Regions from separate parts of the Homo sapiens genome. Here all the other regions are linked to region 3. Evidence: chromatin contacts called from ENCODE Hi-C or POLR2A ChIA-PET data. All regions are on one chromosome and are shown on one strand. Each heading gives the region's core, a stretch centred on a gene start or an enhancer-like site at or near the end of the contact. The rest is flanking DNA. Distances are from core to core; before and after follow the strand shown. Region 1 overlaps AAK1 (AP2 associated kinase 1). Region 2 holds the start of NFU1 (NFU1 iron-sulfur cluster scaffold). Region 3 holds the start of SNRNP27 (small nuclear ribonucleoprotein U4/U6.U5 subunit 27).

Evidence for each region. Hi-C counts contacts between places; a loop is a spot of excess contacts on that map. ChIA-PET counts read pairs that join two places held with the same protein, here RNA polymerase II (POLR2A). Pooled maps may share reads with other maps.
Region 1: a loop to region 3 is called in a pooled map, with 2.7 times the contacts of the local background. The contact joins the enhancer-like site here to the promoter of SNRNP27 in region 3. A Hi-C loop is called at or near these places in 3 of 37 single-sample maps with no recorded cell type and 5 of 50 pooled maps. POLR2A ChIA-PET finds 5 or more read pairs at or near these places in 3 of 52 experiments (CD8-positive, alpha-beta memory T cell, Caco-2 and activated CD8-positive, alpha-beta memory T cell).
Region 2: a pooled map shows a loop between it and region 3 (5-fold over the local background). The contact joins the promoter of NFU1 here to the promoter of SNRNP27 in region 3. A Hi-C loop is called at or near these places in 7 of 50 pooled maps. POLR2A ChIA-PET finds 5 or more read pairs at or near these places in 4 of 52 experiments (CD4-positive, alpha-beta T cell, CD4-positive, alpha-beta memory T cell, H1 and 1 more).

What each region holds. Positions count from the first base shown.
Region 1 is chr2:69,552,904-69,556,549 of GRCh38, forward strand. All of the region lies in intron 3 of AAK1 (AP2 associated kinase 1), which reads right to left. Among named protein-coding and RNA genes, the nearest start is that of SNORA36C, 35 kb to the left of the region's middle. Within about 2 kb of position 2,173, at least 7 of the 41 ENCODE cell types and tissues checked have a DNase peak (open chromatin) inside an H3K27ac peak, as active enhancers do.
Region 2 is chr2:69,434,910-69,438,766 of GRCh38, forward strand. It overlaps NFU1 (NFU1 iron-sulfur cluster scaffold), which reads right to left and starts at 2,526. Exons shown (of 8, transcript NM_001002755.4): 1 at 2,452-2,526. The coding sequence starts at 2,513. RefSeq lists an enhancer at 2,382-2,531.
Region 3 is chr2:69,892,039-69,895,841 of GRCh38, forward strand. SNRNP27 (small nuclear ribonucleoprotein U4/U6.U5 subunit 27) reads left to right here and starts at 1,918. Exons shown (of 6, transcript NM_006857.3): 1 at 1,918-1,980; 2 at 3,056-3,176. The coding sequence starts at 1,947. RefSeq lists enhancers at 1,543-2,478, 2,221-2,280, 2,479-3,413.

The DNA.
Region 1 (3,646 bases), core at 923-3,422, 340 kb before region 3:
TCTTAGAGATTTAAAAGTCTGGTAAATAAATTTCATCAGGATGGTTGGAATATAGAGGTGAGGAAATCTGGAATGTGGAGCAAAATGACAAAGAAATATAAAAAGAAGGGAGAAAACAAGAAAATTAGAAAATCAATTCAGGAGAACCAATATCCAAATTATAGAAATTTCAGAAAAAGGGGAAAAAAATGAAACTAAAAAATCCCCCAGAATGCAAGGATATGAGTTTCTAGATTGAAAGGGACCACAAACACCTAACATAATAAATAAATGCATACACAAAGGCATATCATGAAATTTCAGAACATTAGAAACAAAGAGAAAATTTGTAAATTTCCTGGTAGAATATATGGGTCACTCCCAACGGACTAGGCATTAGAATGACTTAGGATTTCCCAAGAGCAACACTGAAAGCTAAAATATAGTAGAACGGTGCTTTAAAAAATCTAAATGAAATGATTTCCAACTCAGAATTCTGTACTCAAACTATGATGTGCGAACATAAAATAAAGATACTTCTAGAATTGAAAGTTGTTTTTTTTTTTTTTTTTTTTTTTTTGAGACGGAGTCTAGCTCTGTCACCAGGCTGGAGTGTAGTGGCGTGATGTTGGCTCACTGTAACCTCCGCCTTCTGGGTTCAAGCGATTCTCCTGCCTCAGCTTCCTGAATAGCTGGGATTACAGGCACGCACTGCCATGCCCAGCTAATTTTTGTATTTTTAGTAGACAAGGGTTTCCACCATGTTGGCCAGGATGGTCTCCATCTCCTGACCTCGTGATCTGCCCACCTTGGCCGCCCAAAGTGCTGGGATTACGGGCATGAGCCACCGTGCCCGGCCTAGACCTGAAAGTTCAAAAAAATTTATCTACCATGTATCAAAAAGCTACTGAGGCTGGGCATAGTGGCTCATGCCTGTAATCCCAGCACTTTGGGAGGCTGAGATGGGAGGATCACTTGAGCTCAAGAGTGTGAGACCAGCCTGGGCAACATAGCAAGACCTTGTCTCTAAGGAAAAAAAAAAAAAATAGCTGGGTCTGGTGGCATGTGCCTATAGTCCCAGCTAGTGGGGAAGCTGAGGTAGGAGAATTGCTTGAGACCAGGAGATGGCGGCTGCAGTGAGCTATGATTGTGCCACTACGCTCCAGCTTGGGTAACTGAGACCCCATCTCAAAAGAGAAAAAAAAAAAGATACTGGAGGATCGGCTCCAACAAAATGAGGAAGTTAGCCAAAAAAGGAATTACGGGTTCTAACAAAAAAGAGAGGCAAAGGAAATGTCCAGGAAATTCCAAGATTCGACTGTAAATTAGTCAGAGAATAATCAGCCGAGGTTCCTCAGTCAGAAGACTGAGGGAGAAATCTTGAAGATGATAAAACAGACACCATTAAATGCGTCTAAAAAATTCAAAAAATGGTTTACACAACTTAAGGAAAATTGGGAATTAAACTGTTAAAAAGTACAAAGAAAACTCAGACCAAGAGAGGAAAAACAAGACCATTAATAATTTTAGTGAAAGCAAAGTTACATAGGAAAGGCATAGGAATCATAGTCCACCAGGAATTCAGTTGAAATAGTTTTCTTATATAATAATGTAAAAACTAATATTCATATAAACTACATATTGCCAAAGTTTACTGGTGTTTTCAAAGAATGGAAGATGAGAATACTGCAAGTATTTGGGGAGAGAGGCAAGCAGCAAGTAAGTGACAGTTACGTCTTTACTTCCCATAGGAGATAATGCCTAAAATGGAAGAAAAATCAAGAACTAGCAATATTAGCATGTTATTTAGAAAGACATCAAAAGAATCACCTAAAGAGGTTGCCGCTGGGACCTTGTAATGGCATAGGAGTTCCCCTTGGGGAATTGCTTGACGTTTTTTGTAACAAGCTTAGTTCACCTATTTGAATATTAAAGCTTTGAAAGAATATAAACTAAAAACAAAACTCTCACAGCTAATACGCCTCTGGGCCAAAACTTGAACCTGTGTGATTTAACTCTTAATCAGGCCCATTAATTTGTGAGCTCCTCATGGGCCTGTGCTTCTTAGTTCCTCCACTACAATGCCTGCCTAGCCCAAGTAAGCTCTCAGTGTGTTTTTAAATAAGGAGGAGAAAGTGAAATCATGGGATTGCTTTTGTAACACAAGTAAATGAGCAAGAAGGGCATTCCAGATAGAGGAAACAGCAGAAGCAAAGACAGGAAACAAAGCGTGTGAGAGCTGAACAAGCATGGGCAAGGAGGGAGGAAGACAAATAATGAGAAGCAGCCAGAAAACCCACTGCGTGTGTGAAGGAAGATACAGCAAGAACAGGAATCTGGAGCTATGTGCAGGGGAGTGGAAGGCATTGGTGCCTTACAGACAGGCCCACGTGGTCTTGACTGTATGTATATGGCCCTTGGGAGTTGGCTGGTTTGTTGTGCAGTGCTGACAGTTCCTTCCCAAATAGTTTTGGCTTTCTAAAATCTAGAGTAGTGCCAGGCTCTCTAACACTCTGAGTACTTTCAGAAGTCCAACTGCAGCCTAACTAGTTACTCTAAGCAGCCACTGAAAAGGCCACATAGGGTGAACAGGGGCAAGCGGAGCCTGATGGGATACCTACAATGCCACCCTCTCCATTGTTGGATCCCTTTCTGCTCTTTAAAAAGCATTAAAATCCAGGGCATAAAAGGAATCATCATCTCTAGGTGAACATATGTATCTGCTATTACCATTATTCAAATACTAATTTCTTCCAAAGTTTATTAAGCATTTACTTCATGTCAAGCAGTATGTTGGAGCATACAATTTCTGATTTTAAATAACTTACTTCCTGATAGCAGAACTGCTTACAATATAACAGGTTAAGCAATATAATTGGTATAAAACAAAAGCACTGTGGAAGCACAAAGGAATAAAAGGCTATATATTCAAAGTTTCTTATGTATAATTATGTATAATATTACATATTATTATATTATTAGGTATAATATTATGTATAATGTCAAACAGAGGTAAAAGAAAGATGCTACTCTAACAAATTCCCATATACTCATAATTCTGCTTTGATCACCATCAACTCTTGACCAATCTTATTTATCTTCTAAACTCACTCATTGTTCTAAGGACATTATATTATTTCCTCCATATATATTTCAGCATGGACTCTTTCTTTAAACATATAAATCTGCATCTTGAAAAATGAGTAAGTTTTAAGAATTGAAGTCTAATTAACATAACAAAATGTGCAGATTTTAAGGTGTTCAATTGAGTTCTGACACATATATACCCTGTGTAACCACTATCTAAAACAACACACAGAACATTTCCACGGCCTAGAAAGTCCCCGTATACCCATTTCTAGTCAACTTCCCACCCCTGAATAACCACGTTCTGATTTCTATCTCCACAGATAATGTTGCCTGTTCTTGGACTTCTATAAATAGATTCATAGAGTATATATGAGGTTTCTAGGTTTTGGTCTAGGTTTCCAGGCCAAAAAAGGGGGAAAGCATTCCAGGTCGAAAGAACTACATGTAAAAATATTAAGTTGTATAAGGATATGTTCACAGGATTTTGAAGAGCTCAGGAGGGTTGAACTGAGACTGGGGATTGGTAACAGAGAGAGAGAGAGACAAGACCAGAAGAAGAGGCTCATTGGAAAGTTAG
Region 2 (3,857 bases), core at 1,276-3,775, 460 kb before region 3:
TAGGGGTGCGGAAAATGATCCTCCTGAGTGCTCAGCCCGTTTGTGGGCGGGGCCACAGGACCAGTCAGAAATGCAAAAACCTGAAAAGGCTAATCTTAGGTTCTACAAGAGAGATGTTTTCTGCAGGAGTAATTGGGGAAGTTGCAACTCTTAGGACCGCCAGAATAATGGCTGGTAATCATTTACATCTACACCTTAGCAGAATTCAGGCTCCTCTCATCCTCCAAACCTGGTGGTCTTTCATTAGCTTTATAAAGGTGGTTTAATTTTGGGAAAGGGCTATTATCATTTAAACTATAAACTAAATGTCTCCCAAAGTTAGCTTGGCCCAAGCCCGGGAATGGGCAGTCTAGAGGTTAAAGGCAAAATGATGGTCAGTTAGAACGGTCTTTCACTGTCATAATTTTCTGTTAAAATTTTTTCCAAAGGCCAAAATTGTTTGTGATCATACACAAGATCACATTTATCTAATTATCTTCTGCTTAAAATAGGCAAGAAGCAACAGCGGCTGCCACATTTTTTTCTCTCTCTCACAAAACTGGAATTCTTCTCGTGGAAAAGAAAGAGTGGGCACCAATTAAGTATTAACAAAATACAGATGAACTGTTTACTACCTTCAATAATCTTTATATGCCATTGATAAGCAAAAGACTACTGGGATACTGTGGGACTGTAACCCATAGAGTTTCTTAGATGCTATTGGAGAGATAAAAGGATTGGCACCGAGGATTCAAGAGAACAATGGAATCAACACTGAATGGGAATCAAATAATCTGTGAAGTCCTGACTGCCACTCCCCACACTAGCTCCAGTGTTGATCACAGTAAGAGCTGTCACCACTTTATTTTGAGATGGAAATAATCTCGCTTTTCTCACTCTGTCACCCAGGCTGAAGTGCAGTGGCGTGATCTTGGCTCACTGCAACCTCCACCTCCCTGGTTCAAGCAATTCCCCTGCCTCAGCCTCCCAACTCGCTGGGATTACAGGCACACACCACCACGCCCAGCTTTTTTTTTTTTTTTTTTAGTTTCACCATGTTGGCCAGACTGGTCTCGAACTCCTGACCTCAGCCAATCCGCCCAGCTTGACCTCTCAAAGTGCTGGGATTACAGGCGTGAGCCACCACGCCCGGCACACCACTTTAAATTACATGAATCTATTACAGCACTCATGACTGTCATTATTTGTTAATATATTTTTCTTGCTAGACTGCATACTCATTAAGGGGAGAAACTATCTTCATTTCTAGCTGCTAGCACAATGGCCTCAGTTCTTCATCTCTACAATGAGATTAGTTTCACAGCTACCTCATAAATAATCCAGAGAATCCATGTAAAGTGCTTAAACCAGTGCCAGGCCATGCAGTAAGTGCTCAATAAATGGCAGCTGCTACCATTATTTAATTGGTGCCCAATAATTACTAATTGAGTGCAGTTCAAGGTTTGGGGTAAAAATGCCTTTTTCTATAGCTCAGTATCTAAATCTGTGAATACTCTGGAATTTGGAAATGCACTAGAAGAATAATATTCTCGTCCCTTCAGCCCAGGGAAAAGGCAGCAGAATGAATAAAGAGGAAGCACATTCCAACATACAGGTTTAAAGTCTTGTTTTTTTAAAGTAAGAGTGGATTACATTATTCAAGGAAGACATCTACTCAAACACAGGAGGTAACTAACAAAAAATTCTACCAACTTAAATCTTTTTAGGATATACATTTAAACTTCAAGAGCACCATTAACACTACAATGTCTAATACTCTAGAGGGCAAACTCTCCGTAGGCCATTTTCTCCAGACGTAAAATTAAGGTACACCTACATAAATGTCCTCTTAGCAATGTTCACAGAAGTCTTTGAAAGGTGAAACTCAAAGGTAGGGCTCAGGGAGGCGGAAAAAACAAGGGAACAGAGTGGGCTTAATGGTGGTGGGTGCAGGGAATCTAGGGGTCCTGGTTCTCGTCGGAATTCCATCACTTAGAAACTGTGTAACCTTGGACATGTCACCTCCTCTTTCAGGGCCTTACTGGGAAAATGAGGAAACGAGACAAGGTATTTTCTTCCCTTCTGTGTGACATTCTGATTCTGCGTTTAGAAGAGGAGGGAATGCACCCGGTAGAGGGCCTGGGGGCGGGAGAGGCACACGATTTTAAAACAGCTCCTCCGTTCTGGCTCTACAGCCAGTCTCTACAAGCTTCCGTACCGCAGAGACTCAAGAACTGGGTCTCTGAGCCTGAGAGGAAGCTCCAGAGAGTCCGCCCGGATTAGGCCACAGAAGCGCCGAGCTCCCGCACAGACAGCCTCAGGGCTCACCCCCAACTACGGCGACAGGGCGGACCCGCCGGCTCCATCAGATGCACTACCCACCCGCCTCGAGAGAGGGTCTGCAAGGCGGCGACCGCTCCGCTGGCTAAGCCCAGCGGCACACCTATTCGGAGCTCCAGGCTCGTCACCTACCGCCTGCGCAGCCCGGCGGCAACAGCCGCAGCTCCCCAGCCCCGCCTGGCCGTCGCCGCCATCTTAGTCCGGAGTGCCTAAGGGTCTCCCTGACAGAACCACGAAAGATCTGCGCAGCCGCAGGCTGGCCGGTAGCTGGGCGGGCACTGGGAAGAGCCCACCCTACCGGCTGCGGGCGGTCCTGCTGCGGATAAGTGCGGTGGCCTACGCGCCGAGGTTTGCAGGCTACTGCGTCACCCTGACCAAGAGAGGCCGGGGAACCTTTCCCGTTTGCGCCAACGCTTGGTTAATTCACGCAGCACTGTGAACGCATGCGTGTTTCCGTACTTTGTTTTCCCTGTTGGCTAGGTTTTTAGCTGGTGCTGGTGCTGCCTTGCGAATGCTGTTTCCAGCCCCTAAACCTGACCCATTCCCTCCTCTAGGACCCTACTCAGCCTCCAGGCCCAGCTCAGTGACTGCCCCCAAAGACTCCCTGGAGCATTCCTTCTAAAAGGTTCTCGCATTTCTCCTGCCCTTTTCCCATGGGTCTGATGTGGAACTGTGTCTAACCCTTCCTCATAGCTGTGCTTGTCAGCTGCCACTTGGTCATCTTGGACCAACCCGCACAGAGGATGTATCTGGTACAGTGCTGCCCTTCTCCGATTAACATGAGACTTGACTAGTTTCCAGGGCAGAGTGCCAAAGCCCATTACCTATTCTTCCAGAACCTTCCTGGAGTATTCCGTTTTCTCTAGGACAACGGTTCTCAAAGTGCGGACTAGGGGCCAAAAAAAAGCAGGAGAACACGTTAGAAATGCACGTTAGAACATGTTAGAAATCCTGGGCCCCACTTTATACTTACTGAGGCACAATCTCTGTAGGTGGGGACTAGAAATCTTTGTTACTTGCTTTTTTTTTTTTTCTTTTTCCAGAGACAGGGTCTATCTCTGTTGCCCAGGCTGGAGAGCAGGAGTGCGATCATAGCTCACCAAAACCAACTCCTGGGCTCAAGTGATTCATCCTCCAGCCTCAGCCTCCCAAAGCACTGGGATTACAGGTGTGAGCCACGGTGCCTGGCTTTTATTAGCAGTAGTAGTAGTAGTATTTTTGTAGAGAAGAGGTCTCCCTGTGTTGCCTGGGCTGCTCTTGAACTCTGCTGGCCTCAAGTGATCCCTCTCACCTGGGCCTCCAAAAGCTCTTAGGTTACCTCACCCTGCCTAGTAGTGTTTTAACAAACCCTTCCCAGGATTCTGATGCCAGCTAAAATTTGAGAATCACTGTTCTGGAAGACAGAGGACTGGTTTCCAGAATGGAAACAGCACACCTGTTGTTGAACAGGTTGAGGCCACACCCAAGACAACCCTAGTAATTTCTATGGCCCACAGACACATCTAAGAGGGTGGGTGGGTTTCAGGCCTGCAGCTCGC
Region 3 (3,803 bases), core at 668-3,167:
AGAAAGAAAGAGTATTTTCAGCCACCACCTGAGGCCACCATGTTCTTCCTCTCTTACACATCTAGTACATACCCCCTTAGGCTTCCCATAAATCCTGTCTTTCCTGTGGATAATTTCTTCAATCATTAGTGGTGTGCTTCTTCTTTCTTTTTTTTTTTTTTTGTTTGAGACGGAGTCCCACTCTGTCGCCCAGGCTGGAGTGCAGTGGCGCAGTCTCAGCTCACTGCAACCTCAACCTCCCAGGTTCAAGCAATTCTCCTGCCTCAGCCTCCCAAGTAGCTGGGATTACAAGCATGCGTCACCACGCCTGGCTATCATTAGTGGTGTGTTTCTCCAATGATGTCCCTAAATCTTCTTCCCTGGGGTCTGCACCTCCCTTGAACCTCCCCATTCTACACCTAGTGCATGCTTTGCCAGGGTAATTCCAAAGGCATCTGGGGGTTGGGGCTGTTGGTAGAAATCCTAGATGTCATGGCTGGATCTTTCCTGGAAGTTTGGGTTGGGACAGGTATTAAACAGGCCACTCTGAATGTATAAATCTAATTAAAAATTTATGTGATTGGTGGGCATTTTTTCCAACCTAATAAAGTCCCTTTCCATCCCCCAGCTCTTTGTATTTTAAAAGCCAGGTCACTAGACTTGATAATTCTAGAGAGAGCTGACTGAAAAGAGTTGGTTTGATTAGAAACAGAGGTTCAACACTTTTACACTGTTGGTGGGAATGTAAATTAGCTCAACCATTGTGGAAGACAATGTGGTGTTTCCTCAAAGACCTAAAACCAGAAATACCATTTGACCCAGCAATCCCATTACTGGGTATATACCCAAAGGAATATAAATAATTTTATTACGAAGATACTTGCACGCATATGTTCACTGCAGTACTATTCACAATAGCGAAGACATAGAATCAACCCAAATGCCCATCAATGATAGACTGGATTAAAAAAATGTGGTACGTATACACCATGGAATACTACACAGCCATAAAAAGGAACGAGATAATGTCCTTTGCAGGGACATGGATGGAACTAGAAGCCATTATCTTCAGCAAACTAACACAGAAACAGAAAACCAAACATTGCATGTTCTCACTTATAAGTAGGAGCTGAACAATGAGAACACATGGGCACAGGGAGAGGAACAACACACACTGGGGCCTGTAGGGGGAGGAGCTGGGGAGAGGGAGAGCATTGGGAAGAATAGCTTAATAGATGCAAGGCTTAATGGGTTGATAGGTGTAGCGAACCACCATGGCACACATTTACCTATGTAACAAAACTGCACATCCTGCAAATGTACCCTGGAACAAAATAAAATAAAATAAGAAATAGAGGTTTGAGTCTTTCCTGGTAAGCATATTTATGCTCTACCACAGACGGTTCAGCCTTGGGGCAAGACAGTCTTTCTCCTAATTTTTGTAGTTTTGAACATTCTAAAGTTTTTGTTGTTGTTGTTGTTGTTTTCCCTGAGGACAGAGGCAACTTTGGGGAAGTACTTTGTCGGGTAGGATGGAATCTGGGGCCTTTAGTTTTCCTTCCAAGAGCCCATAGGAGGTTTTGGGTGCCTTCTCAATGCTGGCATGAGAAAATATAAAGCAGATGGACAGTGAACTTTGGTATATTCACTCCTTATGAATGTTATGTGGAAAAGTGGAAGAACATAAGCTGTTTGTCTATGCTATGTTTACAATTGGTTTGCTCTATTTTGTGCATGTGGACAAAAATGGGGGAAAAATGAAAGCTGTGTTAGGATAATGGGTATACGGCTGAATTTTCCAGGAATTTCTATAATAACACCAAATCGCATGTTTTAATGCCCACCGTGAACAAAGAAGACCGGAACCCTCGCAACTCGTTTTGACGTTTTCTGGTCGGCGGTAAAAGCTCGGTTCCCGGCCCTCCCGGAAGTTGTTGCACAGTTGTTTCCGGGAAGCGGGACTCCAAATGGGTCGCAGTCGCAGCCGCTCTCCACGGAGGGGTGAGTCCTGTAGCAATTCGGAGGATATGGGGCTCTGTTGGAGGCCTGTCCCTTTTGTTTTATTTTGTTTTGTTTTTGGTAGCCGCGTAGCAGAGAGGCGGGCCCTTTTCCCAGGCGGAGAGCGAGGGGTGGATAAAGGAACGTAGACCTGGGCCCTGCCCTCTTCAGCCCGCCCTCTCCGGTTTGAAGGCAGTTGTTTGTCTCTGAATTAGTTTCATTAAGTCTTTGTCACCTTCATACAATAACTTTTATTACACTGTGGCCGGTGGGTTTAGAATTAGACCTCAGTTCCTTTGCTGAATTTCTGGGCGACGGTGGGCAAGTCACTACTCAGCCTTTCTGAATCGAATTCCCAGAATGAGTCATTGAGGGTAGTATTGCCAACTTTTAAAAACTGATGTGAGAATTAATGTCACATCCCATAACATACAGTATGTGATTCTGCCTGGTTCTTAAATACTTAATAAATGTTAGATTCCTGCCCAGGTCATTACAGGGAAATCGATATTAAGAATTTTGAGTCCTGGGAGCTCACTTCGTAATGTTTTCTGGCTACCAGCCCCATAAATGAGGCAGCGCGACGTAAAGAACCCTGGACTTCCATTAGGAGATCTAACTTAGACCCTCGGTTCTGCCCCTGATTCGTTTTTTTTTTAAATCAATTTATTTATTTTTAATGAGACAGAGTCTCGCTCTGTCGCCCGCCCAGGCTGGAGTGCAGTGGCCGATCTCAGCTCACTGCAACCTCCACCTCCTGGGTTCAAGCGATTCTCATGCCTCAGCCTTCCGAGTAGCTGGGATTACCCGTCCGTGCCACCACGCCTGGCTAATTTTTGTATTTTTATTAGAGACGGGGTTTCGCCGCGTTGGCCAGGCTGGTCTCGAACTCCTGACCTTGTGATCCGCCCGCCAGCCTCACAAAGTGCTGGGATTACAGGCGTGAGCCACCGCTCCCAGCCTCTTTTTACCTTTTTAATGTGACTAGTAATGGTTTGCATTATTTTTCTACTGGACGGCGCAGCTCTAGATATTTGAGGTAATTATCAGTTCTGCAATTTGTGTGCGTTTGCATTAGAACGTAGGCGTTCCCGGTCCACATCCCGGGAGAGAGAACGCAGGCGCCGAGAAAGGTCCAGGTCTCGGGAGAGAGATCGGAGAAGGAGCCGCTCGCGATCCCCGCACCGAAGACGCTCCCGGTAAGGGCAGAAAATAAGCCAAGAGTTTTATTTACCGAAAGTCCCTAAGAAACTGGTCGCAGCTCTTAACTTTGTTTTCATCGCTTATAAGGGGATTTACGGTTTCCTGAAATGGAGGAAACTTAATCCAACCTTATTCTAAAGCTAACATTCACCTTGGTTAAATGGTGCTAATAGTACTCTACATCACAAAGTTGTCTTGAAAGAGTAAGTAAGAAATAATGCATGCAAACCCCAGAGCATGGTGCTTGGCAAGAAAAAGAAATAAGTATTTTATATTTTTGTTTCTTTCTTCCGTTCCTTTCCTTTCCTTTTCTTTTCCTTTTCCTTTCTTTTCCTCTTTTTTGAGACGGAGTCTCGCTCTGTCACCCAGGCTGGAGTGCAGCGGCGCAATCTGCTCACTGCAACCTCCGCCTCCCCTGCAATCTCTGCCTCCCCTGGTTCAAGCAATTCTGCTGCTGAGCCTCCCAAGTAGCTGGGACTACAGGCACATGCCACCACACCCAGCTAATTTTTTTTGTATTTTTAGTAGAGACGGGGTTTCAACGTGTTAGCCAGGATGGTCTTGATCTCCTGACCTCGTGATCCACCCACCTCGGCCTCCCAAAGTGCTGGGATTACAGGCGT